Linked DNA regions of Homo sapiens: region 1 is linked to region 2. A link is an interaction called in ENCODE POLR2A ChIA-PET data of the cell type or tissue named here. Cell type or tissue: A673. All regions are shown on one strand. Links, peaks and the distances in the headings refer to the core of each region. The heading gives the core; the rest is flanking DNA.

Evidence for each region. Peaks named below come from ENCODE experiments on the same cell type or tissue, not always from the same donor. Only the 100,000 strongest peaks of a DNase experiment are listed, where the experiment ranks them.
Region 1: POLR2A ChIA-PET joins it to region 2 with 20 read pairs; 2 of 35 experiments call an interaction of 5 or more read pairs at or near these places.

The regions. Positions count from the first base shown.
Region 1 is chr19:2,294,176-2,309,373 of GRCh38, reverse strand. LINGO3 (leucine rich repeat and Ig domain containing 3) reads left to right here and starts at 1,220. Exons shown (of 2, transcript NM_001101391.3): 1 at 1,220-1,298. It overlaps LOC101928572 (a long non-coding RNA gene), which reads right to left and starts at 7,242. Exons shown (of 2, transcript XR_007067088.1): 1 at 6,094-7,242; 2 at 5,149-5,789. RefSeq lists a silencer at 6,822-6,911. In A673, for the core only: no CTCF peak of the experiment used is centred there; no DNase peak of the experiment used is centred there.
Region 2 is chr19:2,505,024-2,520,221 of GRCh38, reverse strand. It overlaps GNG7 (G protein subunit gamma 7), which reads left to right. Exons shown (of 5, transcript NM_052847.3): 5 at 5,075-9,003. The coding sequence ends at 5,200. LOC124904789 reads left to right here and starts at 6,651. Exons shown (of 3, transcript XM_047439801.1): 1 at 6,651-6,697; 2 at 7,131-7,281; 3 at 7,888-8,382. The coding sequence starts at 6,651. The coding sequence ends at 8,382. RefSeq lists enhancers at 1,158-1,830, 7,762-7,841, 7,955-8,465, 8,522-8,661 and a silencer at 8,192-8,371. In A673, for the core only: no CTCF peak of the experiment used is centred there; no DNase peak of the experiment used is centred there.

The DNA.
Region 1 (15,198 bases), core at 3,760-11,759, 210 kb after region 2:
GCAAAACTCCATTTCAAAAAAAAAAAAAAAAAAAAAAGACAAAAAAAAAGGTAAAAAACTTTCCATGAGCACTCGCAGTGCACTTGGTGTGTGCGCTGCTGTGTGCTAGGCGGAAGGCACATTGGGGAACAAGCCCATTAGACAAACTGAGAGGCTCCAAGCTGCTCGATGGAGGGACAGAGAGAAAGGCTGTCCAAGCTGGGCACAGCGAAGATCAAAGGCCTGGGACTGGAGGGACTTGGCCTGTTTGAGGAAGGCTGAGGGGGTGGAGCCCGGGAAAGAGTGAGTGAGGACAGGCCAGGGGGAAGGAGGTGGTGCGGCAGACCAAACAGTGCAGGCAGCCGGGCGGTGGCTCACACCTGTCATCCCAGCACTTTGGGAGGCCGAGGTGGGTGGATCACCCGAGGTCAGGGGTTTGAGACCAGCCTGGCCAACATGCTGAAAATCCGTCTCTAATAAAAATACAAAAATTAGCCGGGCGTGGTGGCGGGTGCCTGTAATCCCAGCTACTTGGGAGGCTGAGGCAGGAGAATCGCTTGAACCCAGGAGGCGGAGGTTGCAGTGAGCCAAGATGGCACCGCTGTACTCCAGCCTGGGCAACAGAGCAAGACTCCATCTCAAAAAAAAAAAGAAAGAAAGAAAGAAAGAAAGAACGAAAGAAAGAGAAATTCCAGGGTAGGTGGGGTGCAGACGGGACCCTCACGGCAATAGGGAATCACGGCAGGTTCTGGAGCCCAGTGGCTAAGCTTCCTCTGAGGGGCTTCCTCTGAGGGCCACATAAGGAATGGGCCTGGGCTGGGCTGTGGCAGATGTCCAGGTGCAGATGGTGGCGGCCTGGACTAGGGGTGGGGGACGGGGGGCAGAGGAGGCGATGGTAGCTTCCAGAAGGTTCCACACGGAACAACCTGCTGCACTTGGGGTGCCCCTGCGTTTATTGCACGGCACGGCCGTCTCCGCAGGCTCACCCAGGCCGTGGGGACAGGAGGTCCTCGGACACGAAGCGCCCGGGATGCGCACGGAGGGGTTCTGCACCCGCGCTCCCAGTGTCCCCGCACCTGCGCCCACGTGGCCTCTCACACCTGCGGCCCCAGCCGCCGCGCACGCGGCCCAGCGCAGCCCCCGCGCGCCCCCGCCAGGCGCGCCGAGGAGACCGGCGGGCGGTTGCGCGCGGCGGCGGCGCGCACGGCGGAGCCCGGGAGGCGGCGGCGGCGGCGGCGGCGGCGGCGGCGGCTGCTCGTGTCGGCTCCGGGCGGCCCCCGCGCCGCAGCCCGCGCCGTGTCCGCGGCGGAGCCGCCCAGGTGAGTGGCCGTGCCGGGGCCCGGCGTGGGGCGCGCCCGCAGACCTGGGGACCCCTCACCTGCACCCTGCGACCCTGCCGCCCAAAGCCCCCAACCCGCGACCCCATCCTCAGCCGGGGGAAATTGCCCCGCGCACCCCTCCCGGGCTCATCGCTCCTTGCCAGGCCCCCGACGCTCCCCCTGGAAACTTTGGGGGCGAACTCCCCACCCTGGGGCCCCCCGCCCCTCCTCTGGGGCGCCAAGGAGCGGGGAATCGGGTGGGCATCTCCCCGGGGCACTGGGGACGCTGGGAGGATGCGCTCCTCTCCAGGAGGAGATGAAGGGGGCACTGGTTGGGTCTGGGGTGTGGGGAACGTCCGAATAGAGCCTGCAGCCCGCGCCTTCCTGCCCTGTCTCCCCCGAGCCGGGTCTGGTCCAGCCTGGGGGTGCGGAGCTGGAAGACGCAAAGGGTATCTGGGGTCCACACCGGAGCCTGCTCCATCGCTGGAGCTGACGGCCCGGCCTGGCGGGGAGGGACCTGGGGGCATAGGGCTGAGTCCCCCTGCTCTGGGGGCGTCTGAATAGCACCAGAAATGGTGGGCCTGGGCACCCTGAGTGGGTGCCGCCACCTCCCGGGCCTCTGGGGCCTGGCCAGGGGAGGCCCTGAGTCCCATTCAACAAGTTTAGGGGAGCAGCACCTCGTGCCTTGGTCCGGGCACAAGAAAAGCCCCGGGTCCTTACGCTGGAGACCACCATGTAACTGGGTTTCTCAACGTGTGCTTGGGGCGCTAACGGTGCCGGTGTCCCGGCCCCCCCAGTTCTGAGGAGTCAGAACTTCTGAGGCGATGTGCCCCAGAAGCTGCATTTTAGCAAGCGGTCCCTGGCTAAACCATGGACGCAGCGAGGCTGCAGACACCCTTGCTCCGGCGGGGGTGGGGAGCGGGCGTCTGCTGTGCAGTGGTATTTGCAGAGGGACGATCTGGGGCTTGGCTGGGGGGAGCCTTCAGGGACAACAGAGCTGTGAGAACCAGAGCAACCCAGGAGGGCTCCCTGGAAGTGGCCTGGAGAGGATGCAGAAGGTGTGAGGTGTGAGTGGTCAGGTGGAGGACGCAGGCTGGAAACAGGTTCAGGGAGGGTGGTGCTGGCTTTATCAGGAGGCTGGTGTGGGGTGGGCTGCCGCGGCATGGCCTTACCCTGGCTGTTCTCTGAGCCGAAGCAGCAGCCATCGTCGGAGACAGGATCTGAGTGGGAAGAACCCACGGGCTTCCCCTGTAGACCCAGCTCCTGTCCCCATCTCGATGATGTGGGGTGGCAGGAAGGGGGCAGCCGGGCGGTGGGATGGGGGCTTAGGAGGGTTCAACTCAGCCTTCCCTGCCCTGCCTGTCTGGTCTTCACCGGTGACTTCCGGCAAATGACGTCCCCTCTCTCAGATCCACCCCACATGGGATTAAATGAGATGCTGCCCACCTCGGCTGCAGTGTGGTGCCACCATAAAACAGATGCTCAGGTCACGATGGTTACGGCAGCAGCCCTGCCTGGCCTCCCTCAGCCTCAGCCGTCCACCCCCAGGGTAAGCCGGGACCTGAAGGTGCCTTGCTGAGTGGGAATAGAAGGCAGTTTGATGTCTCTTCCCACAGCACTGTCATTCCCCGGCGCCCCCTGAGTCACTACCTCGTCACCAGGTAGAGCCTCTTGAAGAACTCTGCGAGCAAAGTTGGCCCCGGGTGGGCCCCATCAAGCCGCCCACCACCACATGTCAATCTCGGGCCTCCAAAGAGCGCCCTTCACCCTCTAGTGGGGAGCTGGGATTTTGTGGGTAGGAGCTGGCGTCAGATCCAGGTTCAAATGCTGACTGTCTGCAGCTAAGTTGTGCAGTGAGCTGGGGCCCACTCTGACCCTCAGTCTCCTTCTCTCCAAAACGAACTTTATTATTCCCCCTAGTCAGGGCTGGGCTAGTGGGTGAAGTGGCCGGTGTAGACAGTGGGTGCTCCAAAACTGGTTCCAGATCCAGAGGCCCTGCCTGCAGAGGGCAGTCCACGGCCCCCCGTGTACAGGCTGGGAAGGAAAGTGGGTCGGGAGGCCCCCAGCCCCTCGAGGGGTTGACGGGGACTAACAGCAGATGGAAGCTAATTAGGGCTTAATGAATTGTCATGGATGAAGCCCCGGGAGGGCCTGGATCTAGGGCAGAGGATGCAGGGGTCCTGGGGGACTGGCAGCGTGTCCCCAAAAGCAGACCTTGGAGGGCCACGTGCTGTGAGGGGCTGGGCCCCCTCCTCCCATATCCGTCTTAGAAGCTCAAACGGGGCATCCAGAGCACACTCCCCTTACTCCCACCGCCCTGGTTGTGGTGGGGGGCAGAGGGAGGGAGATGGAGGTCACTGTGGGCCTGGAAACAGAGGGGACCGCTACCACACTTCTCACTCCTGCCCCCTCTGGGTTTGGCCGGCCTCTAGGAGGGCCTTTCCCAAGGGAGATGTCAGCATCCCTTGCCCTGGGCGGGGACTGGAGGGGGATGTGTTTGAGGTAACCTTGCAAGAGGGAGGGGAAGAGCCCTGCTCAGAATAGAGGAGGCGGATTGGAAGGGCCGGGGGCTTAGCCAGGAGCTGAGGGAAGGAGCTGCCCACACCACCAGGCACCAAGAGGGTAGGGCCACCTCTGTTCTAGGGAGGGACCCCGGCCACTCACAGCCACACTCTGCCTTCTCCTTGAGCTAAGAGCTTCCAGGACCATTAATCCAGGATCCATATCTAAGGACAGCTGGGGGTACAGGGAAGAGAGGCCTCCATTGCCCAGGTCCTGCTGTGGGGGACAGTTTTGGGGAGGGGGTCCTCAAGGCCGGTGCCTGCACCGTGGTTGGTGCAGATCTCAGACCCCAAGGAGAGGTCAATGTCCCCTGCCTTCCACGCCCCAGAAGGCAGGTGCACAGATCCGGGAGGCCTCGAGCGACCTCCCTCTTCAAGACTGCAATGACCCTGATGAGTTCTGGCTGCTGTGACAGCAGTGGCTGGGAACCACACACATTTATTATTGCACCGTTCTGGAGGCCAGAGTCCAAAATGGGCCTCACTGGCGTAAAACCAGGGCATGAGGCTGGGTGTGGTGGCTCACGCTTGTAGTCTGAGCATTTTGGAAGGCCGAGGCAGGCAGATCACTGGAGATCAGGAGTTCGAGACCAGCCTGGCCAACATGGTGAAACCCCATCTCTACTGAAAATACAAAAAATTAGCCGGACGTGGTGGCTCATGCCTGTAGTTCCAGCTTCTCAGGAGGCTGAGACAGGAGAATCACTTGAACCTGGGAGGCAGAGGTTGCAGTGAGCCAAGATCGCACCAGCCTGGGTGACAGAGCGAGACTCTGTCTCAAAAAAAAAAAAAAAAAAAAAAAAAGCAGGACATGGCCAAGGCTGGGCCCTCCTGCTGCGCATTCCAGGTGAAAATCCGGTTCCCATCTTTCCCATTGCCCAGAGGCACCCGCATCCCTTGGCTCAGGGCCCCACCCTATCCCTTCATAGCCTCAGCACAGCCTCTTCCAGTCTCTGACTTTCACCCTCCCGCCTCCTCTCGTGAGGACCCTGTGAGATGTTGGGCCTCTGGATGATCCGGAATGATCTCCTGATCTCACAATTCTTACTTAATCCCATCTGCAGAGGCCCTTTTTCCATGTAAGGGTGGCCTTATCTGCAGTTCCGGGGATTAGAACCGGCTGGCTGTGGGGAGGCCTTCATTCTGCCAACCCCATTCTGCCAACCCCAGGCCCCCCTTCCCTGTTTATTTTTTCCCATACCATGGCCTGCCATGTGACAGTCGGCTTTACTTGTTTCTTCTGTTTCTTGCCCATAGACAGAAAGCAGGGATTTGTCTGTTTTGTTCACTGCTGTTTCTCTTAAAACCAGTGCCTGGCACACAGGCATTGTTTTTAAGTGCTTGTTGAATGAATGAATGAATGCTTGTTGAATGAATGTTTGTTGAATGAATGAATGAGGTGAACACATGGCCAGGAGCAAACCAGGGCCTAGGACTCTGGGCTCCTGACCCCAGCCGGCACCCAATGGAGACTTCCCCGGAAGGAACCTCCTTGCCTGACTTCTCACTCGCTCAGCCCAGGGAAGTGACTGGGAACCCTGCAGTTCCCTTTTGCAGAAGAGGAAACTGAGGCTCAGAGACTTCGATGTCTCTGCCCAAGGCAGTCAGTGGCCGATTCAGGTGAGGACCCGTGAGTTCTTGTCCTGGCTCTGGAGTGGACAAGGGGCCATTGATTCAGCACCTGGTGTCCAGTTCAGCCTCCCCATGCTCCATCATTGGCCACAGCTCTGCGTGTGGGTAACCGGGTGGAGAGGGAGATAATAGTGCCCTGCTCTCTGGAGATGGAGGTGCAGCCGAGAGTCAAGACTTTCCAGGTTTGGGTGAGGCAGGGCGACCTGGGGTCGGACCACGCAGAGCTGGACGCGCCTTCCAACTGCAACCCAGATCTCGCCATGCTCTTGCTCCATATCCTCCCATGGCTCCCCATTGCCTGTGGATGCAAGTCCGGACACCTCCCTGGGGGTTCAGTGCCCCGTGTGGTTTTGCCGTTGCCAGCTAGGGCTCCCACCCCCGCAAGCGCAGACACACCCCCGGCCAGCCTCGCCCCTCGCTTAGCTGTACCCTGCTGACCCCGGCTCCCCATCCAGGTCTCAGCTCAGACAGGGTCTTCCCTGGGCCCGTCAAACACAGCCACAGCCCGGAACAGACCCCCCCCCCCACAGCTCCCTGCTAGCTCCGCTCCTCAGCGCTTTTTTCAGACAATCTGCTCATTAGCTGGGCTGCACGATTCTCACCTGTTTGTGCCCCCACCTTGACGCTGGGGGAAAGACGCCAGTCCCTGGGGGCCACAGCCAGTCCGATTGCATTGATGCGAGATGTCCAGACGGGCCAATTCGCAGAGACAGGAAGCAGATGGGTGGGGGTCCGGGCTGGGGAGGGGCTGGGAGTGACTGCTGAAGGGGACGGGGCTTCCTTTTGGGGGTGATGGAATGTTCTGGAACTAGAGGTGCGGGCGGACGATCTGTGAATGTGCTAGAAGGCGTTGAATGGAACATTTGTAACAGGGCGTGGATGCGCCGTGCACAGGCTGTGGTGCTGCGGGCGTCTGCGTGGAAGCCGCTGTGCCTCCAGCACCCGCGCGGCACCAGGCACATGCTGGGGCTTAGGAAGAGGAGGAGAGTCCTGGGGTGCGATCGCATGGCGGGGGCCAGCACAGGGACCACCCCCACCTGTTCAGGACAGACCCCCACTCCCGTCCACCACCGCCAACGCCGTCCCTGCCGCCGGCCCGGCCCCCCTGCCAAAGGCCTCTGCGGCCTCAGCTGCGGCTGGTCGTGCATGGTAATGAGGCTCTGTCCTTGAAACACGAGTCCTCCCTCCACAGGGGTCGACGCCGCGCTCCCCCAGACTCCCGAGACCGGGCAGCAGAGCTCACCGAGCCCGCCACCAGAGCGAGGGGCCCTGCAGGGGCAGACGGGCAGTCCGGGCCTGGTGGGACGTGCCCCTTGCTGGGGAGGGGAGGCAGGAAGGTTCTCGGTCGCCAACCCCAGCTCCGGCTTCGCGCCTGTGGACGGCGGGGCGCAGAGCCGAGGAGGTGACGTCACCCGAGGACACAGCTGTTCTGACCTCCGTGACGTTTATTACCAGCTGATGTCCCGTACACTGATTTCACGGTGTCACCCGCACCAGAATGTAAGCTCCTTAAGGACAGGGGGCCGGGCATTGTGGCTCAGGGCCTGTCATCCCAGCACTTTGGGAGGCTGGGGCGGGCTGATCACCTGAGGTCAGGAGTTCGAGACCATCCTGGGCACATGGCAAAACCCTGTCTCTACTAAAAATCCAAAAATTAGCTGGGCGTAGTGGCGCATGTCTGTAATCCCAGCTACTCAGGAGACTGAGGCAGGAGAATCGCTTTAACCCGGGAGGCAGAGGTTGCAGTGAGCCTAGATTGAACCATTGCACTCCAGCCTGGATGACAGAGTGAGACTGTCTCAAAAAAAAAAAAAAAAAAAAACTACCCACAAATAAATAAATAAAAATAAAAGAACAGGGACTTTCTGGCCTCTGTTCTCTGTTGTGTTTCCAGTTCATCGAAGGGCAACTGGTACATTTTCTTTTCTTTTCCTCTTTTTTTTTTTTTTTTTTTTGAGATGGAGTCTCGCTCTGTCGCCCAGGCTGGAGTGCAGTGGCGCGATCTCAGCTCACTGCAACCTCCACCTTCCGGGTTCACGCCATTCTCCTGCCTCAGCCTCCCAAGTAGCTGGGACTACAGGTGCCCGCCACCATGCCCGGCTAATTTTTTGTATTTTTTAGTAGAGACGGGGTTTCACCATGTTAACCAGGATGGTCTCCATCTCTTGAACTTGTGATCCGCCCTCCTCGGCCTCCCAAAGTGCTGGGATGACGCGTGAGCCACCGCACCCAGCCCCGGGGTCGCGTCTTGTACCTGCTTCCTCTCTGCTGTGTGGCCCTGAGCACGTCGCCGTCCGTCTCTGGGTCTCCGCCTCCCCGTGTAAAACAGGCTGAATCACCCTGGCTCCTCCTGGGGCATGAACTGGAGGCGCACTGTGTGCCAGCGTCCTCTACAGCAAGGACCCACTCAGGGAGGTTCTGCCCCGCCGGGGACTCTGGGCCGTGTCCAGGGACATTTGTGCCTGTCACGACTGGGAAGGGGGTGCTCCTGGCTTGGAGTGGGTAGAGGCCAGGGACGCTTCTCAGCACCCGGCAGTGCCCAAGACAGAGAGTCATCCACATAAGATGTCCATGGGGCCAAGAAAGAGAGACCTGCATTAATTATTTAAATTAAAAAAAAAAACACTAAATCTGTCCCCTGCTCACACCAGACACCAGGATCAACTCCTGACCCGGCAGACGGTGTAAACCAGGGGTCCCCAGCTCCTGGGATTCACCTCCTCTCTCCCTCCCACTCAGGGCGTGGATTTCAACGTGCACAGCCTCCTGGGACCTCAGCAGGGCTGAGGATTGTGGGATGCAGAGTCTCTTGGGGGTCTGTGGAATCCCCTAACCCAGAGGGTCTGAACCAGGGTGATTCTGCTCCCAGGGGACATTTGGTAAAGTCTGGGGACATCTGTGGTGTCCCTGGCATGGAGTGGGTGGAGGCCAGGGACGCTTCTCAGCACCCTGCAGTGCCCAGGACGGCCCCACCCCAGAGAACGACCAGGCCCCAGTGTTCACAGAGCCTGGGGAGACCGCGGTTTGCAGGGGCTGGCCTGATCCTCCCCCTACTCCAGTTCCATTTGGCAGCTGGGGACACCAATGCCAGAACAGGAGGAGCGCGTTGAATGTTGGGGGCGAACTGGAGCCCGGCTGGAAGGAGGGGAGTTCGGGGTGGGGGACGGAGGCCTGGCAGTGGCGGGAGGCCCAGAGCGAGGGAGGACTCTGGCCTGTGGGAGAGGAAGGGTGGAGCTGGGGTTGGCTCCGCGTGGCCGGGGTTACGCTGGGGTTCTGTGGGTCGCCCTGGGAGAGGTCAGGGATGGGGCTGGGTCCCTGGGCTGCAGTTCAGGTGGCTGGGACACACCATCAGGAGGTATCTGTGAGCAGATGGTGTTCCCATCCTGGGAGGATGGGAGGTAATGCCCCAGGTGGGTGGCAGCTTCCTGGGAGGGGGGTGGTCCGAGGGACCGATGAGGATGGAGATAGAGAGCCCTGAAAGTGTCGCCTTCCCCCAGGACCACAGCATGAGGACAAGGGAGGGGACAGAGGCCCCTAAAGAATCAGCCTGGGGCCGGGCGCAGTGGCTCATACCTGTCATCCTAGCACCTTGGGAGGCTGAGGCAGGTGGATCACCTGAGGTCAGGAGTTCGAGACCAGCCTGGCCAACAAGGTGAAACCCCGTCTCTACTAAAACTACAAAAATGAGCCAGGTGTGGTGGCATGCACCTTTAATCCCAGCTACTCAGGAGGCTGAGGCAGGAGACTCCCTTGAACCCGGGAGGCGAAGGCTGCGGTGAGCAGAGATCGCGCCATTGCACTCTCAGCCTGGGTGACAGAGTGAGACTCCGACTCAATAAAAAAAAAAAAAAAAAAAAAAGAGGCCAGGCATGTGGTTCACCCCGGTAATCCCAGCACTTTGGGAGGCCGAGGCCGGTGGATCACGAGATCAGGAGAGTAAGACCATCCTGGCTAACACGGTGAAACCCCATCTCTGCTAAAAATACAAAAAATTAGCCGGGCGTGGTGGCGGGCGCCTGTAGTCCCAGCTACTTGGTAGGCTGAGGCAGGAGAATGGCATGAACCCAGGGGGCGAAGCTTGCAGTGAGCCGAGATCGCACCACTGCACTCCAGCCTGGGCGTCACAGCAAGACTCCGTCTCAAAAAAAAAAAAAAAAAAGGCAGGGCACAGTGGCTCACGCCTGTAATCCCAGCACTTTGGGAGGCAGAGGCGGGCGGATCACCAGGTCAGGAGATCGAGACCATCCTGGCTAACACAGTGAAACCCCGTCTCTACTAAAAATACAAAAAAATTAGCCGGGCATAGTGGTGGGCGCCTGCAGTCCCAGCTACTCGGCAGGCTGAGGCAGGAGAATTGCTTGAACATGGGAGGTGGAGCTTGCAGTGAGCCGAGATCGCACCACTGCACTCCAGCCTGGGCGACAGAGCGAGACTCCATCTCAAAAAAAAAATAAAATAAAATAAAAAATAAGAGACCAGGGAGGACAACCGGATGCATTCAGGGCACATGGTGAGCAGATGCAGGCCGTGTACACAGAATCGAGTCTCCCATGTCCCCTCTCCAGGAACCAGTTCTTCCTCCCAAGTTGGGGAACACCAGACCCTTAGGGGACATGTCAGAAGCCTGAGTCCAGCTGCCAGATCCCCCCTCCTGCCTCCCCGGCAGCACCCTGCAGAGGAAATGACAGGGCCAGGCCGTCGAGTGGGGGAGTCAGGGTTGTAAAACTAGGTCACAGCTTGAGTGGCCCCTGCTGGGCGCGAGGGATCAGCTGTCCTCTCATCCCAGGAGTAATTATAGAGCCAGAGCTTGGAGGGTGCCCCGGAGGGCTCTTGTACCTATACCGTGACAGGCGAGGTCCAGAGAGGGTAGGTTTCTCAACAGAGGTCACACAGCGCATCCGAATTGAGGCCTCCCGCAGGCACTTCTGCCACTGGATCAGTGTGACTGTGACCTAGCGATTCCAGACCTGTCATCTCTCCAGGAAACTTCCTGATTTTGCCCTTATCTGTGCTCTATGGGAACTGCTTTAAAAAAAATTTCTTGGGCCGGGTGCGGTGGCTCACGCCTGTAATCCCAGCACTTTGAGAGGCCGAGGTGGGCGGATCACGAGGTCAGGAGTTCGAGACCAGCCTGACCAACATGGTGAAATCCCATCTCTACTAAAAATACAAAAATTAGCCAGACCTGGTGGTGCGTGCTTGTAATCCCAGCTACTCGGGAGGCTGAGACAGCAGAATCTCTTGAACCCAGGAGGCAGAGGTTGCAGTGAGCTGAGATCACACCACTGCACTCCAGCCTGGATGACAGAGCAAGACTCTATGTCAAAAAAAAAAAAAAAAAAAAAATTATTGGCCCAGCACGGTGGCTCATGCCTGTGTTCCCGGCACCTTCGGAGGCCAAGGCAGGTGGATCACTTCAGCCCAGGAGTTCGAGACCAGCCTGGGCAATAGAGTGAGACCCTATCTCTACAAAAAAATGAAAAAATTAACCAGGTGTGCTGGCACTTGCCTATAATCCCAGCTACTTGAGAGGCTGAGGTGGGAGGATCGCTTGAGCTGGGGAGGTGGAGGCTGCAGTGAGCCGAGATCACACCACTGCACTCCAACCTGGGCAACAGAGCAAGAACCTGTCTCTAAATAAATAAATAAATAAATAAATTCCAACTTAAAAAGAAACCTCTAATTTAGAAAATGGACCAGGCCCAGTGGCTCACACCTATAATCTCAGCACTTTAGGAGGCTGAGGCAGGCAGATCACTTGAGCCCAGGAGTTTGAGACCAGCCTGGCTAACATGATGAAACCCCATCTCTACTAAAAATACAAAAATAAGCTGGATGTGGTGGCGGGCGCCTGTAGTCCCAGCTACTCAGGAGGCTGAGGCAGGAGAATCGCTTGAAGCTGGAAGGCAAAGGCCTCCCAGGAGATCCTGCCATTCCAGACTGGGCGACAGAGCAAGACCTTGTCTCAAAAAACAAACAGGCCAGGCGCGGTGGCTCACACTGTAATTCCAGCACTTTGGGAGGCCGAGGCGGGTGGATCACTTGAGGTTAGGAGTTTGAGACCAGCCTGGCTAACATGGTGAAACCCCATCGCTACTAAAAATACAAAAATTAGCTGGGCGTGGTGGCGTATGCCTGTAATCCCAGCTACTTGGTAGGCTGAGACAGGAGAATCACTTAAACTCGGGAGGCAGAGGTTGCAGTAAGTTGAGATCGTGCCATTGCACTCCAGCCTGGACAAAAAGAATGAAGCTCCATTTCAAAAAAAAAAAAAAAAAAAGGCCGGGTGCGGTGGCTTATGCCTGTAATCCCAGCACTTTGGGAAGCTGAGGCAGGTGGATCACGAGGTCAGGAGATCGAGACCATCCTGGCCAACGTGGTGAAATCCCGTCTCTACTAAAAATACAAAAATTAGCCGGGCGTGGTGGCGGGCACCTGTAGTCCCAGCTCCTCGGGAGGCTGAAGCAGGAGAATGGCGTGAACCTGGGAGGCGGAGGTTGCAGTGAACAGAGATCATGCCACTGCACTCCAGCCTGGGCGACAGAGCGAGACTCTGTCTCAGAAAAAAAAAAAAAAAAGGGGGGGAGGGAGGGTGCATGCCCGGGTCCTGGGGGAGCAGAGCAGGGTGAGGGGTCTGCACTGAGAGGAAAGAGCTTTTGCAGTATCTGGATGAGTCTAGGGTGGGGGTGAGGGCTGCTTGCTGTAGGGTCTTGCAGGCCAACAGATGGATGTTTCTCGCCTGAGAGCTGTGGGTAGGTTTACTTTATTCTTCTTCTTTTTTATTTTTTTTTGAGACGGAGTCTCGCTCTGTCGCCCAGGTTGGAGTGCAGTGGCGTGATCTCAGCTCACTGCAAGCTCCGCCTCCCGGGTTCACGCCATTCTCCTGCCTCAGCCTCCCGAGTAGCTGGGACTACGGGCGCCCGCCACCACGCCCGGCTAATTTTTTGTATGTTTTTTTAGTAGAGACGGGGTTTCACCATGTTAGCCAGGATGGTCTCGATCTCCTGACCTTGTGATCTGCCCGCCTCGGCCTCCCAAAGTGCTGGGATTACAGGTGTGAGCCACCATGCCCGGCCTATTCTTCTTTTTTAAAAACAGGGTCTTGCAGCTGGGCACGGTGGCTCACACCTGTAATCCCAGCACTTTGAGAGGCCGAGGTGGGTGGATCATTTGAAGTGGAGTTCGAAACCAACCTGGCCCACATGGTGAAACCCCGTCTCTACTAAAAATACAAAAATTAGCCGGGTGTGGTAGTGGGCACCTGTAACCCCAGCTACTTGGGAGGCTGAGGCAGGATAATCACCTGAACCCAGGAGGTGGAGGTTGCAGTGAGCTGAGATCATGCCATTGCATTCCAGCCCAGGCGACAGAGTGAGACCCTAACTCAAAAAAAAAAGAACCAAAAGACAGAGTCTCGCTCTGTTGCCCAAGCTAGAGTGCAGCGGCGCGATCTCAGCTCACTGCATCCTGGACCTCCTGGGCTCCAGTGATCCCCCCGCCTTGGCCTCCCAAAGTTCTGGGATGACAGGCGTGAACCACCGCGCCCGGCCTGTGGGCTGGGATTACAGGTGTGAGCCGCCACACCTGGGCTGTGGGCAGGTTTTCACCAGTGGTTTTGTAAACACTGTGGAGCGGACAGTAAGGGGGGAGGTGCAGGGTCGGGGGGCAGATAAAAGTGCCATCACCGCCCTAGCACTCTTGTCCCCTCCCGTGACACAGCCCCTGAGTGTGCTGTCGGCAGGGCAGCAGCTCGGGAGAGAATGACCCAGAAAAACAGTGCTGGGAGGGAGCTTGCTGGGAGGGAAGGATTGCCTTCCCTGTAACATGCCCAGGTTGGGATTAAGGATGATTCCGGGGTTGGGGGGGGCATGCCCCCTCTCTCGCTCCCTCCCTTCCTCCCTCCCTCGAGTTTCCTATGTTCCCAAGCTGGGGGCAGGAGGACCAAGGCCTCCTGGGAACCAGGGGCCCCTCGCTTTTCTCTCGGTGGGACCACATTCTCACCTGCGACACCTTCCTTTCCACCACACTCTGTGCTGTTCCACGTGGCATGTGAATGCCCAGTTTTGGCATCTGTACATATGTGTCCTGTCCACCTAAATCCAGAATTCAGTTTGGCGTTTCACCTTATTTATTTATGTATTTATTGAGACGGAGTTTCCCCTCTTGTCGCCCAGGCTGGAGTGCAGTGGCACAATCTCGGCTCACTGCCACCTCCGCCTGCCAGGTTCAAGCGATTCTCCTCCCTCAGCCTCACAAGGAGCTGGGATTACAGGCGCCCATCACCACGCCCGGCTAGTTTTTGTATTTTTTAGTAGAGACAGGGTTTCTCCATGTTGCTTAGGCTGCTCTCGAACTCCTGACCTCAAGTGATCCACCCGCCTCAGCCTCCCGAAGTGCTGGGATGACAGGCGTGAGCCACCGCGCCGGGCAAGAGGAGCTGCTGCTCTCACAGTTCTGGAGTCTGGAAGTCGAAGCTCAAGCAGGTCCAGCTTCCTTTGGGGGCTTTTGGGGAGACCCTTTCTGACTCTTCCAGCTTCCGGTGGTAGCTGGCCATCCCTGGTGTCACTTGACTTGTGGATGAATCACTCCAGTCTCTGCCTGTGTTGTGACTTGGCCGTTGCCTGTGTCTCTGTGTCCAGATTTCCCTCTTATAAGGATGCCAGTCATTGAATTAGGGCTCTCCCTGCTCCTGCGTGACCTCATCTTAATGAATTACAGCTGCAAGATACAAACCCTGTCCTCACTTACGTACAATTCATCTCTGACATGAAGCAGTCTCCCGGGGCTCCGCGTCTGTTCGCTCTGGGATTAAATTCGCGTAGGCACTGGGGAGGCGGGAGCTGCCTTCGCAGATATTTAGCAAATGAGGATCGAAGGCCAGTGGGAACCGTGAGGAGACGCACAACCTGGTTTGGGCCACGGGGCCTGGGGGGATGCCGAGGGGGGCTCAGCTGCCAAGATGCCAAAAATAGCCGGCCGGCTGGCGGGGGAGGCGGCCAAGCAGAAGAAGCTGGGCAATGCCGCCTGGTAGTTCTGGCTGCTTCCTCCCGCTCCCTCCAACCCCACCTCCACCCGCCACCCCAGCCCCCAGAATCTTGGCTGCAGCCAAGAAGAGCTGGTAAGGGTGCAGCAGGCTCCCAGGAGAGACGGAAACAGCCCAGGAGGCACAGCTACCAGGACCCACGGAGCATTGGCGCCTGTTCCTCTGGGCCACCACGGCTCCATGTCATCTGCCCCCCACCCAGAGGCCCCTCCTAACCCAGCTCCCCGCCCCCCTCCACTCTCTCCTTTAGCTTCACCAGACTCCCGCCACACCTCGGGGCCTCTGCCGTGGCTGTTCCCCCAGCCCACACACCCTTCCTCCAGAAAACCATGGGCTCTGTTCAACTTTTGGGTCGGCCTGTTTCCTGCCAGAACACGGCGCCACAAACCCCGGGGGGTTTAAAACAACCGAAATATATGCCTTCCCAGCTCCGGAGGCGGAAGTCCAAAATCAAGGTGTCCGCAGGGCCGGGGGCCCTCTGGAAGCTCCCGGGGCGCGTCCTTCCTGCCTCTCCCGGCTTCCTGGGGCTCTCAGCAATCCCCGGCTTGTGGCTGTGTCACCCTAGCCTCTGCCTCCGTGTTCACACGGCTCTATTTCCCCTGTATAGGGCTAGGTGTGTGTCCAAGTCTCCCTCTTGTTGTAAGGACAGGAGTCGTTGGAAAAG
Region 2 (15,198 bases), core at 2,558-10,557:
ACTTCTGTGTTGTTTGAAGGATTTGTTTGTTTTGTTTGTTTGAGACGGAGTCTTGCTCTGTCACCCAGGCTGGAGTGCAGTGGCGCGATCTCGGCTCACTGCAACCTCTGCCTCCCGGGTTCAAGCAATTCTTCTGCCTCAACCTCCCAAATAGCTGGGATTACAGGCATGCACCACCATGCCTGGCTAATTTTTTGTATTTTTAGTAGAGACGGCGTTTCGCCATGTTGCCCAGGCTGGTCTTGAACTCCTAACTTCAGGTGATCCGCCTGCCTCGGCCTCCCAAAGTCCTGGGATTCCAGGCGTGAGCCACCATGCCTGGCCCGTTTGAAGTTTTTTACAAGGATCACACTTGAGGCTGCGCCTTGTCGAGATTTATTTTAAGGCAAGCTCTGAAATCTGCAGTGTAGGCCAGCAGGCTGGAGACCCAGGGAAGAGTTGGTGCTGCAGCTGGAACCCCAAGGCCACCTGGAGGCAGAGTTCCCTCCTCCTGGAAGGACCCCAGGCTTTTTCTCTTAAGCCCTTCAACTGATTAGATGAGGCCCATCTGCATTACAGACGGTCACCTGCTGTGCTTGAAGTCTACGGATTTAAATGTGAATCACATCAAAAAAAAAAAAAAAATTTTGCATGTGAGGCACAGTGGCTCACAGCTGTAATCCCAGCACATTGGGAGGCCGAGGCAGGAGGATCACTTGAGGTCAGGCGTTCAATTCCAGCCTGGGCAACAACATAGCAAGACCCCATCTCTACAAAATAAAAAACAGGCTGAGCGCGGTGACTCACACTTATAATTCCAGCACTTTGGGAAGCTGAGGTGGGCAGATCACCTGAGGTCAGGGGTTCGAGACCAGCCTGGCCAACATGGTGAAACCCCGTCTCTCCTAAAAATACAAAAAAAAGATTACCCGGGTATGGTGGTGCATGCCTGTAATCCCAGCTATTTGGGAGGCTGAGGCAGGAGAATCACTTGAACCTGGGAGGTGGAGGTTGCAGTGAGCCGAGATCGCACCATTGCACTCCAGCCTGGGGAACAGAGCGAGACTCTATCTCAAAAAAAAAAAAAAAAAAAAAAGAAACAAGAAAAAAACAACCTTCACAGCAACATCTAAAAAAACATTTAACTGGCCAGGCACGGTGACTCACGCCTGGAATCGCAGCACTTTGGGAGGCTGAGGTGGGCGGATCACAAGGTCAGGAGTTCGAGACCAGCCTGGCCAATATGGTGAAACCCCATCTCTACTAAAATTACAAAAAAATTAGCCAGGCGTGGTGGCAGGCTCCTATAGTCCCAGCTACTTGGGAGACTGAGTCAGGAGAATAGCTTGAACCCGAGAGGCAGAGGTTGCAGTGAGCTGAGATTGCGCCACTGCCCTCCAACCCCAAGCGACAGGGTGAGACTCCATCTCAGAAAAAAAACAAAAACAAAAAAACATTTAACCAAACCCTGGGGCACCATGGCCCGCCCTAGTGCACCCATAAAATCAGCCATCACCCCACGTATCCACTCAGAACTCAGCTCTCCAGCACCTGTCACCAGCTTGTCATTATTGGCCACGGGAATTTATTAGGAAGGGGTGACCGGCCCTTGCTTTGCTCCCAGCGGGGAGGCGGACAGAGTCGTCCCTGCTGGCCAGGTGGCACAGGTGGTTCTGATCGGCCGGTGAGTCTCCCTCCAGCGCAGCTCTGAGCCCTCCCAGACCCCATCACGCTGCTGCTGGCCGGGATCCAACCAGTAGGGGAGGGGTCTGCCTCCCACGAGGTGTCTGAATGTTCCAGCAATCTGACTGCTGAGGACAGACCTGAGCATTCAAAGCATTCCTTCGGGCTGAAAAGAGAGAAAGCCCTGGTTGAAGTGGTTTTCCTTTTACGAGTGGGTGCCAGCCCCCAGCCCGGGCGGAGGGCGGTGACTCATCCTGCCCTGTTTGATGTTGAGGAGGGGCCCCCACCGCCCCTTTGAATGTCGGGCCTCGGGGGGAGCCAGGATTTGACCCGTCCCCACTCCCAGTCCCGCCTGAGGTTTTACATCCCCAGCTCCAACGCGGCGACCAGAACCACAGAACCTCAACGGCGACGATCTTGGGGCTCACCAGCCCAGCGCAGTGGGCATGGGGGGTGGTGCCAAGGTGCCACGTGCTGGAGCCACAATGCCAGCTATTTTCGGGGTCTGGAGGCTATTTCTGTCGTCCAGGAGGGCCGCTTCCCAAATAGAAGTCTAGAAAGCAGGCCAGGTCCGAGTCATCACAGGCCGCAGCCGGCGGGCTCACTCTGTGGGCATGAGCGTCCCCCGGCTGCCCAGCTGGGCAAGACCCCAAAGCTGTCCCACAGGCTCCTGGCCGTTTGAAGGGCCCAGGTCCCAGGTATCCTTGGGGTCCAAAGGAGGACAGAGGATCTGGGATGCAGAGGTACTGGCCAGGCGAGGCGGCTCATGCCTGTAACCCCAGCACTTTCAGAGGTCTAGGCGGGAGGGTCGCCTGAGCCTAGGAGTTCGAGACCAGCCTGAGCAACATAGTGAGACCTCATCTGTACCAGAAAATTATTCTAAAAATTATGGCCAGGCCAGGCACGGTGGCTCATGCCTGTAATCCCAGCACTTTGGCAGGCTGAGGTGGGCGGGCCACCTGAGGTCAGGAGATTGAGACCAGCCTGGCCAACATGGTGAAACCCCGTCTCTACTAAAAATACAAAAATTACCCTGGCGTGGTGGCGTGCGCCTGGAGTCCCAGCCACTTGGGAGGCTGAGGTGGGAGAATTGCTTGGACCCAGGGGGCGGAGGTTGCAGTGAGCCGAGATCACGCCACTGCACTCCAGCCTGGCTGACAGAGTGAGACTCTGTCTCAAAAAAATAAATAAATAATAAAAATGAAAATTATGGCCAGGTGTAGTGGCTCACTCCCGTAGTCCCAGCTACTCAGGTACTCCCAGCTGAGGCGGGAGAATCACTTGAGCCCAGGAGGTGGAGGCTGCATTGAGCTATGATAGCACCACTGCATTCCAGCCTGGGGGACAGAGCGAGACCCTGTCTCAAAAACAGATAACAAAGGCACCTCCGTGAAGCGACACTGCGATCCTTCTCGGATCATCCCCTCACCTCTGCCACATCTAATCCTCCCCCTGTGATCGCCCTCTCGCCTTCCAGGAAAGAAAGCAAGGAGAGAAAGGTCGCTGAGTCCCACAGAGACACAGTTACCGGTTACGGGATGAGATCCAGGGCCAGATGGACGTGTCCCCGTGTAGCCTGACCCAGGACACCGGACACCCCAGCCCCAGCCCTGCTGGGGTGAGCTAAGCGGGGAGTGGCAGCGGCACCCCCAAAGGCATGGCCAGGAGAGACGGGCGTGTAGCCTGGGGCGGGCTGGCAGCAGCCCGGGGCAGGGGGTCCCTCCTGTGACCGGAAGCATCAGCCCCTCAGAGGGTTGGAGTCATCAGGGGGTTCAGGCTGCAAGAGAAACATGGAGACGGGCTTATCTCGTCCTCACCGGGCCCAGCCCCCTGGCCGGGTGTCACCGTGAAACCTCCCTCAAGCTCATCAAATGTGCAGGCAGCGTTTTCCTATCAGGACCTTCCTTCCTTGGGGTGAGAATGAGGTCTTGGACTCCGAAAACGGGGTCCATCTGTCCCTGACCCTTTGTGTTCAAAATCTGGCAACGCTTGCTGAAGGAAGCTCAGCCTTTTCTTTTTTAAAAAAATATTTTTTAGGCCAGGTGCCGTGGCTCACGCCTGTAATCCCAGCACTTTGGGAGGCTAAGGCAGGTGGATCACTTGAAGTTAGGAGTTTGAGACCAGCCTGGCCAACATGCTGAAACCCGTCTCTACTAAAAATACAAAAATTAGCTGGGCGTGGTGGCAGGCACCTGTAGTCCCAGCTACTCAGGAGGCTGAGGCAGGAGAATTGCTTGAACCCGGGGAGCAAGAGATTGCAGTGATCACACCACTGCATTTTTCTTTTTTTAATTTTGGGAAAAGACACACATAAATTTATTTATTTGTTTATTTATCTTAATTGAGACAGGGTCTTGCTCCATCCCCCAGGCTGGAGTGCAATGGTGTAATCTTGACTCACTGCAGCCTTAACCTCCCAGGCTCAAGCAATCCTCCAGCCTCAGCCCCCCAGTTAGCTGGGACTACAGATGCCCACATCACTATGCCTGGCTCATTTTTGTATTTTTTGTAGAGATAGGGCCTCACTGTGTTGCCTAGGCTGGTCTCAAACTCCTGGGCTCAAGTGATCCTCCCGCCTCCGCCTCCCAACATGTTGGGATTACAGGTGTGAGCCACCGCACCTGGCCAAGACACATATAAAGTTTACCACTAGTGATATTTAATATAGTCACAATGCTGTGCATCCAATCACGTTTATTCCAGGACATTCCATCACCCCAAAAGGAAACCCTGTCCCCCATCAGCCATCACTCCCCAGCACCGGCACCCACGCATCCCCTTCCTGTCTCTGTGGATAGGCCTGTCCTGGACATTTCATAGAAATGGGATCACACGGCCGGGCGCAGTGGCTCACACCTGTAATCCCAGCACTGTGGGAGGCTGAGGCAGGCATATCGCGAGGTCAGGAGTTCGAGACCAGCCTGATCAACATGGTGAAACCCTGTCTCTACTAAAAATACAAAAATTAGCTGGGTGTGGTGGTGCATGAAGGTAATCCCAGCTACTCGGGAGGCTGAGGCAGGAGAATCACTTGAACCCGCGAGGTGGAGGTTGCAGTGAGCCGAGATCGTGCCACTGCACTAGAGCCTGGGCGACAAATAGAGTCTCTGTCTCAAAAAAAAAAAAGAAAGAAATGGGATCACACACTGTGTGGCCTTCTGTGTCTGGCATCTCTCACTGAGCATGAGGCCCTTGAGATGCATCCACGTTGTGGCCTATGTCAGAGCCTCACTCCTTTTCATGGCTGAGTAATATTCCAGCGTGTGGACGGGCCGCACTGTTTGCCCACGCCCCCATCAATGGGCTCCTGAGCTGTTTCCGCCTGTGGCTCTTGGGAATGGTGCTGCTGTGAACCCGGGTGTGCCAGCCTCTTCTTATGTCTCCTCTGTCTCCTCCTTGTGCTCAAACACAGGTCTCCAAAGCGGCGTCTGACCTCATGAGCTACTGTGAGCAACATGCCCGGAACGACCCCCTGCTGGTCGGAGTCCCTGCCTCGGAGAACCCCTTTAAGGACAAGAAACCTTGTATTATTTTATAACTGTGTTCTCATATGTTCTCTCTCTCTCTCTCTCTTTCTCTCTCTCTCTCTCTGTCTCTGTCTCTGTCTCAGGCAGGGCATCATTCAGTAATTAGCTCAAACAAAACATCTCAAGTCCCCAAAACCTTTAATTCCAAAAGAAATCCCCCCTCTCCCCGCCAAAAAAGGCGTTCCCACCGCCCGGATGGGGTAGAATGGACCTTGTAGGTGGAGATGAATTTTCAGGTCCGACCCCATGGCCCTCTCAGTTTGGGCCAAAAGGGATGGAGGCTTTACGGCCACTTCCCGTTCGGAATAACTGAAATCCCCCAGCGATGGGGTAACAATTTTTTAAAACTCTCGATTGCCGTTTCAATTGTGGACCGGCGCCGAGGGGGAAAGGGAGGTGACTTCGCCCGGTGGCAATAGTTCCGGGAGAATTGGCCATTGGTAAAAAGACTTCATAGGGTCACTGGAATGCTTTGTGTTGTTTTTAAGTAGAGGTAAAATTGAGATGGGGGGCGGGAGGTGACATCATGAAGTTTTTTGGAAATATCTCTTTATTTAAAAAATTGTTACTCCATACGGCTAAACTCGGATTGTGATGGTTGAACCCGTCGCTAAACTGCACGATCCTGCAATGAATGCACGATGGAGTGTGGGGGTCTGGAGGGGGCTTCGTCTATGAAAAGTTGCCAAGTGTGACTCCCCTGCATGATGTTAGCCATGGGTCCTTTCTGCAGGGTCCCCTCTGTGCCAGAAATGGGTTTTCGGGACTTGCCCCAGGGAAGCCGTCACCGGCCCGGCCCATCATGTTTTTGGATTTTTTTTTTTTTTCTTTTTTTGAGATGGAGTTTCATTCTTGTTACCCAGGCTGGAGTGCAGCTGCATGATTTCAGCTCACCGCAACCTCTGCCTCCCCGGTTCAAGCGATTCTCCTGCCTCAGCCTCCCGAGTAGCTGAGACTACAGGCGTGTGCCACTACGCCCGGCTAATTGTTGTATTTTTAGTAGAGACGGGGTTTCACCGTATTGGCCAGGCCGCTCTCAAACTCCTGACCTCGGGATCCGCCCACCTCGGCCTCCCAAAGTGCTGGGATTACAGGCATGAGCCACCGCGCCCAGTGTGTTTTAAGCATGAGGCATCCGCGTGGCTGGGAGAGGCTTTGACCATCCTTGGCTCTTCCAGGTTGTCCTACCCTCTGGCATCCACCATAGACGTTTTTCAAACAGAAAATGCAGGCTGGGGAGCCGCGGCAGGGCGGGTGGGGCTACCCTGTGCTGCTGTGTGTACAAAATTGTTCCATGATCTTGGAGTGACTCTGAAGGACTCTGGGAGGTGAGACGTTGTCCCGGAGATCAAAACGTCCGCTCAAAACGTTACCCTGTCGCTCGAACCCGATCTTTTTGCTTTTCCACCCCCGTGCAACCCAGGACGGCTGTCTGAGGCCGGGAGATGCCTTAGACGCAGGATGGGCCACTCCTCCCAGCGGCAAGTGGAAATCGAAGATGTCATGGGGTCGGGGGGAGGCTTCTGAAAGATGACTGCGTCCTCCTCTGCGGCACGGACGGGAGCAGGTGCAGCCACATCTTCCAGGGCCTGCCGGCATCACCTGCGGCCACACCTGAGATGGACCCCACGCAGCCCTGATCGCAGGAGGCCTGGCCGCCCCGACCCCCTCCACGGGGCTGGCCTAGAAGCAAGTAGTAGAATAAAACTAGCCTAGTCCTGTCCCTCCGGCCCCAGTGGAGACAGGCGTCTAAGAACCCGTGCCGAGAGGGTTCCTGGACGGCCGCCCAGGTCCTCCGTGCAGGCCCGTGAGGCGGGGATCCCTGCTTGGCTCACTTCCTGAGCTGGTGACTGCCAGGGTTCCCACCTCGCCAAGGCTAGAGGGCTCCGGGTGTGTGTGCAGGTGTCGGGGGAGTGACCTCCACTCCTCAACCTCGGGCAGCTCCCACAGGCCACAGCCGGGCTCCCCACCCCCGGCACCCAGCTCTCTACGGCAGGTCCGGGAGGGCTGGGGCTTCGGGGAGCCCTACCCGCCAAACCTGCTGTTGGCCCGGGAGAGCCCCAGAGGCTCCCGGAGACTGCAGCCTCCTGTGGTTGGGCTGGGAGCCGGCAGGGTTTGGGGTGTGGGCGTCCCCACCACGCATAGCAGGAATGGCAGGAAGGGACAAAAGCCTGTTCCAGAGACCCTGGGAGGACCCCAGGCAGGGAGAGCCCGCCTGCCTCCACCCTTTCCAACAAGCCATCTTGGTAACTGGGAACAAACACACCCCACCCCGTTTTTCCTTAAAAGAGGCCTTAATCCCCGAGCCCCCGCTGCCAGGGCAGAGGGAGGAGGGGGCACAGCTGTGCCAAGCCCGGCCCCACTGGTGTGTCCTCACAATGTGACCCCAGAAATGCCAGCAGGGAACGGAGGCTGCTGCAGAGACGCAGCCCCAGGCAGCCGGGGCTCCTAGGCTGGTGCAGATGGTGGGGTTAAACGGGCTGAGCGTTCCAGGTAAACTGAGGCTCGGGGAGGGGAAGGACAGGCTGGCCTCTCCTTCACTGTCCACAGGGCCTTGGGTTCCCTGAGCTGTCCAGACCCCACCATCTCCCGGACCCCAGGGAGGTGGCCATTGCCAGAAGCCTGTGGGTTTCTTTCTAGCTTGGGGGATTAAAAAAAAAATTCTCCACTTTTTTTTTTCTTGAGTAGACTTCAGTGACCACACTGTGGAAAATACCTTTGCAGACGTGGCACCCGAGTGCACACACCGACCGCCACATGTGCTTTTCTGCCGGGAATCCCTGGGGTGAACGCATGTTTTATGGGCGTTTCCAGGAGCGCGCGTGCACCTCCAGACGGGGAGCTGGCGGGCGGGGGTGGCAGCAGCAGCTCTAGCCTTGGGGGGACAAGCCTCTCTCAGCTACGCCAGGGGAAAAGAGAGTTAAGGACACTCACCCCCACCCACGCACACACACAAGGCAGCGTCGGGTGGGAGAGAGAAGGCCGTTTCTCCTTCTGTAGCCTGGGTCTCCCACGGGCCTTCCCCGCTGCTGAGCGAGACACCAGTAGCCAGGTGAAGGGCCACAGCGGGCCAGGCCCCGACCCTGTTGTGACCCACCTGGGCACCTTCCCGGACCAGCTCCGCCTCCCCTGCCCTCCTCTCTCCAGGAAGGAGCCAGAACCCTCACCCCTCTCCCACCCTCCCCAGGGGTAACCCCAGGCCAAGCACAGATAGCTCAGCTGCGACCTCTGGCCTCTGGGGACATAAACGGGGCGGCTGGGCCAGGGCGGAAGGTGCTCCTGTTTCCCTCCTTCTGCGTGGTCCCTTTGACGGGCCGGCCACCGTGTCCGAGGCGCAACGCTAGGCCTCCAGGCCACGCATCCATCTCCAAGTTAACAGCCCGTCCTGCCCAAGTTCTGGGGCAGGTAGGAGAGGGCCGTCACACACCTGTCCGCCCGTGAGTGACCCGGGGGGGCTTCCGGGTGGAGGTGGAGCCACCACGCCCTTCCTCAAGGGGTCACTTATTAAAAAGTCCACGGCCTGAGGCCAGGCCCTCTGCACAGAAGCCATATGCCGGCCAGCCGCGCCTCCTCCTCTGTCCACGGAACCGCTGCCCATCTAACCTTCGTAAAGACCTGTCTCCTGTTTCCAGCCGCCGCCTGTGGTTCTAGCAGGTTCTATGCCATCTGCATTGGGATGTCTGGTTGTTTTTATTTCTGACTTTTTTAAAATTCCAGGTGTGCCGCACCCACTTTCTCGCAGTGTTTTAATATTGTGTGGAGTTGTCGATACCACGTGAATTCATACACAATAAAAAGCCTCACTCTCCCTTTTCTCCTGGCTCTGGGCTGTTCCTTCTCTCTCTGGCCCGGGCCTTGCTGGGGAGGGAGCTCCTAGCATGCAAGCAGATGCCCCAGGCTTGGCTCCAGGCATGGGGACCCGCGGCCCCACACCATCCCGTCCACCCTCCCTTCACCGGCCCAGGGAAGAGGTAACAGGAGGGGACCCCTGGAGGCAGCACCACAAACCAGGGACGTTCAGGCCCAGTGGGCTTTCGGATTTGTACTTAGAACATCTAGGAGGGGCCGGGCGCGGTGGCTCAGGCCTGGAATCCCAGCACTTTGGAAGCCCGAGGCGGGCGGGTCACCTGAGGTCAGGAGTTCGAGACCAGCCTGGTCAACACGGTGAAACCACGTCTCTGCTAAAACTATAAAAATTAGCTGGCCGTGATGGCAAGTGATTATAATCCCAGCTCCTCAAGAGGATGAGGCAGGAGAATTGCTTGAACCCAAGAGGCAAAGGCTGCAGTGAACCAAGATCACGCCACTGCACTCCAGCCTGGGCAACAGATCAAGACTCCATCTCAAAAAAAAAAAAAAGGCCGGGCGCGGTGGCTCACACCTGCAATCCCAGCACTTTGGAAGGCTGAGGAGGGCGGATCATGAGGTCAGGTGTTCGAGACCAGCCTGGCCAACATGGTGAAACCTTGTCTCTACTAAAAATACAAAAAAAAAAATTAGCTGGGCGTGGTGGTGGGCTCCTGTAGTCCCAGCTACTCGGGAGGCTGAGGCGGGAGAATCACTTGAACCCAGGAGGCGGAGGTTGCAGTGAGCCGAGATTGCGCCACTGCACTCCAGCCTGGGCAACAGAGTGAGACTGTGTCTCAAAAAAAAAGAAAAGAAAAGAAAATCTAGGAGGAAGGCTGGGCTCAATGGTTCACACCTGTAATCCCAGCACTTTGGGAGGCTGAGGTGGGCGGATCATCTGAGGTCAGGAGTTCAACACCAGCCTGGGCAACACAGTGAAACCCTGTCTCTACTAAAAATATAAAAATTAGCTGAGTATGGTGGCGGGTGCCTGTAATCCCAGCTGCTTGGGAGGCTGAGGCAGGAGAGTTGCTTGAACCCAGAAGGCAGAGGTTGCAGTGAGCCGAGATCGCACCACTGCACTCTAGCCTGGGAAACAAGAGTGAGACTCTGTCTCAAAACAAAACAAAACAAAGAAAGATTAAGAAGAGCTTTTGGGCTCTATGCTGGCAGCAACACAGGAGGATACAAGCTGTCACATGCTGCCAAAGGACCTCTACGCGGGTACAACCTTCCCTGAAAGTGTTTTGGCGGCTGGGCGCAGTGGCTCGTGACAGCTATCCCAGCACTTTGGGAGGCTGAGGCAGGTGGATCACCTGATGTCAGGAGCTTGAGACCAGCCTGGCCAACATGGTGAAAGCCCGTCTCTATTAAAAATACAAAAATTAGCCGGGAGTGATGGCGGGCACCTGTAATCCCAGCTACTCAGGAGGTTGAGGCAGGAGAATCGCTTGAACCTGGGAGGTGGAGGTTGCAGTGAGCCGAGATCGCACCACTGCACTCCAGCCTGGGCAACAAGAGCAAGACCCCGTCTCAGAAATAAATAAATTAATTAATTAATTAAATAAAATGTAAAATGTAGGAGTTGTGTAACCATCACCTCTGTGTAGTTCCAGAATACTGTCATCACCCCAAAGACATCCCATCCCCATCAGCAGTCACTCTCCACCCCTCCCCAGCCGCAGGCCACCGTGAATCCCTTTACTGTCTCGGTGGATTAGCCTGTCCTTCGCAGTTCACATAAATGGGATCATGTATTGTGTGGCCTTTTATGTCTGGCACCTCTCCCTGGCCGTGATGTCCTCAGGGTTCATCCAGGTGCTAGCCTATGTCAGAGCTTCGTTCCTTTTCATGGCTGAGTAATATTCCTTTTTCCAGACAGACCACCTTGTATTTATCCATTACGATTTGTATTTAAGGACATGGAAGATGCTTAAATATTAGGTTGGTGCAAAAGTAGTTGTGGTTTTCACCTTTTTAACGGCAAAATCGCAATTACTTTTGCACCAGCCTAATAATACAGTCACTGAAAAACTTACATGCAAAATCGTACACATTATTAGCAATGGGTTTTTTGTTTTGTTTTGTTTTGTTTTTTGAGACGGAGTCTCGCTCTGTCGCCCAGGCTGGAGTGCAGTGGCGCGATCTCAGCTCACTGCAAGCTCCGCCTCCCGGGTTCAGGCCATTCTCCTGCCTCAGTCTCCCGAGTAGCTGGGACTACAGGCGCCCACCACCACGCCCGGCTAATTTTTTGTATTTTCAGTAGAGACAGGGTTTCACCGTGTTAGCCAGGACGGTCTCGATCTCCTGACCTCATGATCCGCCCGCCTCAGCCTCCCAAAGTGCTGGGATTACAGGCGTGAGCCACCACGCCCAGCCTTGTTTTATTTGTTTTGTTTTGTTTTAATGCACAGAAAAAAAGACATGGGAAATAAGCCAAAAAGGTTTACAATTTCTTTTCCTGGTCCCCAAAACAAAATATAATAACTATAGAAGTTACATAAAATAGGCCGGGCACAGTGGCTCACGCCTGTAATCCCAATGCTTTGGGAGGCCGAGGCTGGCAGATCACCTCAGGTCGGGAGTTCAAGAGTAGCCTGACCAACATGGAGAAACCCCGTTTCTACTAAAAATACAAAAAAATTAGCCGGGTGTGGTGGCCCATGCTTGTAATCCCAGCTACTCGGGAGGCTGAGGCAGGAGAATCACTTGAACCTGGGAGGCGGAGGTTGCAGTGAGCTGAGGTCGTGCCATTACACTCCAGCCTGGGCAACAAGAGTGAAACTCCGTCTCAAAAAAAAAGAAGAAGAAGAAGAAGTTACATAAAATCATACAGCATTCAAAAGTCATCCTTGGCTGGGCACTGTGGCTCATGCCTGTAATCCCAGCACTTTGGAAGACTGAGGTGGGCGGATCACCTGAGGTCAGAAGTTCGAGACCAGCCTGGCCAACATGGTGAAACCCCGTTTCCACTAAAAATAGAAACATTAGCTGGGTGTGGTGGCATGCACCTGTAGTCCCACCTACCCAGGAGGCTGAGGCAGGAGAATCGTTTGAACCTGGGAGGTGGAGGTTGTAGTGAGCTGAGATCACGCCACTGCACTCCAGCCTGGGCAACAGAGCGAGACTCTTGTCAAAAACAAAAAAAACACAAAACACACACACCACACACACACACACAAAGGACATGGAAGATGCTTAAATAATAGCCATTGAAAAACCCACATGCGGCCGGGCACGGTGGCTCATGCCTGTAATCCCAGCACTTTGGGAGGCCGAGGCGGGCGGATCACGAGGTCAGGAGATGGAGACCATCCTGGCTAACACGGTGAAACGCCGTCTCCACTAAATATACAAAAATTAGCCGGGCGTGGTGGCGCACGCCTGTAATCCCAGCTACTCAGGAGGCTGAGGCAGGAGAATGGCGTGAATCTGGGAGGCAGAGGTTGCAGTGAGCTGAGATCACACCACTGCACTCCAGACTGGGCGACAAAGTGAGACTCTGTCAAAAAAGAGAAAGAAAGAAAAGAGAGAAGGGGGGGAGGGGAGAGAGAGAAAAAAAGAAAGAGAGAGAGAGGGAGGGAGGGAGGGGAGAGAGAGAAAGAAAAAGAAGAGAGGGAGGGAGGGAGAGAGAAAGAGAAGGGGAGGGGTGGGGAGGGGAGGGGAGGGAAGATCCCTCCACGCCCTTCTTCAGACCCATTCTCAGCACCTGTAGCCACCATTTGTTCACAGCTGAGGCAAATCCTTCAAACTTCTAGGCGTGCCCAAACGTTGGCCTCAGAAGAAAGCAGTGACAGTAAGTAGCAATAATGGTTCATTTCCTCGGATTGTGTCATCTGATCCTCCCGGAAACGCTGTGAGGTAAGGGCTATGGTTCTACGCATTGATTGTGCAGATGAATAAACATGGACTGACAGAAGGTAAACAACTCCCTTGAGTCCACAGCTAGAAAGTGGTACGGCCAGAACTGGGCAGCATTTTCAGCCAGACCGTAGGGCTCCCGCACATGTGCCCAAGACCGTCTTCTGTAATGGAGATCGGCACTATTTCATACCAACACTTGCCATTTGTTTTTAAAACTGGACTCACTCAACACAGACTGCTCTGAGGCTGGCTTAGCTTTTTTTTTTTTTCGCTTAACTTCCTATGACCGACAGCTTGCTAAGTCATTGCATTTTTATGAAGGAAAACAAAAAAGATATAAAAATAATAATTTTTTAAAAATCAGTGCATTTTAACAACTCCAGAGTAATTTAATTTACATGCTTAGCCGGACGCGGTGGCTCACACCTGAAATCCCAGCACTTTGAGAGGCCGAGGCGGGAGGATCACCTGAGGTCAGGAGTTCAAGGCCAGCCTGGTCAACATGGTGAAACCCCGTCTCTACTAAAAATACCAAAATAAAAAATAAAAATTAGCCAGGCATGGTGGCAGGCACCTGTGATCCCAGCTACTCAGGAAGATGAGGCAGGCAATGAACCTGGGGGGCAGAGGTTGCAGTGAGCCAAGATTGTGCCACTGCACTCCAGCCTGGGCAACAGAGCGAGACTCCATCTCAAAAAAAAAAAAATTATATACTATTGATGGACATTTAGATTATTTCTGAGTTTTGCTACTTTTACACACTATCTTTCAATAAAGTGCCTTATGAACATGTTTCTTTCTTTCTTTTTTTTTGACACGGAGTTTCACTCTTGCCGCCCAGGATAGAGTGCAATGGCGTGTTCTCGGCTCACTGCAACCTCCACCTCCCGGATTCAAGTGATTCTCCTGCCTCAGCCTCCCGAGTAGCTGGGATTTAGCTGGGATTACAGGCATGCACCCACCACGCCCAGCTAATTTTGTATTTTTAGGAAAGACGGGATTTCGCCATGTTGGTCAGGCTGGTCTCGAACTCCTGACCTCAGGTGATCCGCCTTCCTCAGCCTCCCAAAGTGCTGGGATTACAGGCATTAGCCACCGTACCCAGCCTACATATTAATTTCTGTACACACACTTGGATGTGTGTGTGCATTCCAGCATATGTGTGTGTACCGGTCCCTAGAATTATGAGACATTTTTATTCCCTCATATGTAAAATGCCTATTCATACTTTTTGTTTCTTTTCTTTTCTTTTTTTTTTTTTTTTCTTTTTTGAGACAGGGCCTGCTGGCTCTGTCGCCCGGGCTGGAGTCCAGTGGTGCTATCATAGCTCACTGCAGCCTTGATCTCCCAAATTCAAGCAGTCTTCCCACCTCAGCCTCCCAAGTAGCTGGGACTACATGGAAGCACCACCACACTCAGCTAATTTAAAAAAAAATTTTAAAGATGAGTTCTTGCTGTGTTGCCCAGGCTGGTCTCCAATTCCTGGGCTCAGGTGATCCTCCTATCTTGGCCTCCTAAAGTGCTGGGATTACAGGTGTGTGCCACTGCACCCAGTCTGTTTATTTCCTAATTAAATCACTTGCGTATTTCTTTGGGATGAAAGACACTTTTTACGCAGGCTTGTTAATTCTGGTCTGTTACAAGTGTTGCAAATATTTTCTCCTAGACTATCATTTAGATTTTTATGTCTGGCACACAAAACTCATCAACATGTTCCTTTCTTGATTCTCTAGGTTTTGTGACATGCTTAGTTAGAAAACTGTTCCACAAACTAAGATTTAAAATGATACATCCTGGCTGGGCGCGGTGGCTCACGCCTGTAATCCCAGCACTTTGGGAGGCTGAGGAGGGTGGATCGCGAGGTCAGGAAATCGAGACCATCCTGGCTAACACGGTGAAACCCTGTTTCTACTGAAAATACAAAAAATTAGCTGAGTGTGGTGGTGGGCACCTGTAGTCCCAGCTACTCGGGAGGCTGAGGCAGGAGAATTGCTTGAACCCGGGAGGTGGAAGTTGCAGTGAGCTGAGATCCCGCCATTGCACTCCAGCCTGGGTGACAAGAGCAAGACTCTGTCTCAAAAGACAAAAATGTTGTACATACACAGCATGGAATATTATGCAGCCACAAAAAGGAACGGGATCATGTCCTTTGCAGGGACATGGATGGAGCTGGAAGCCGTTGTCCTCAGCAAACTAACACAGAACAGAAAATCAAACACCACATGTTCTCACTTATAAGTGGGAGCTGAATACTGAGAACACATGGACACAGGGAGGGGAACAACACACACTGGGGCCG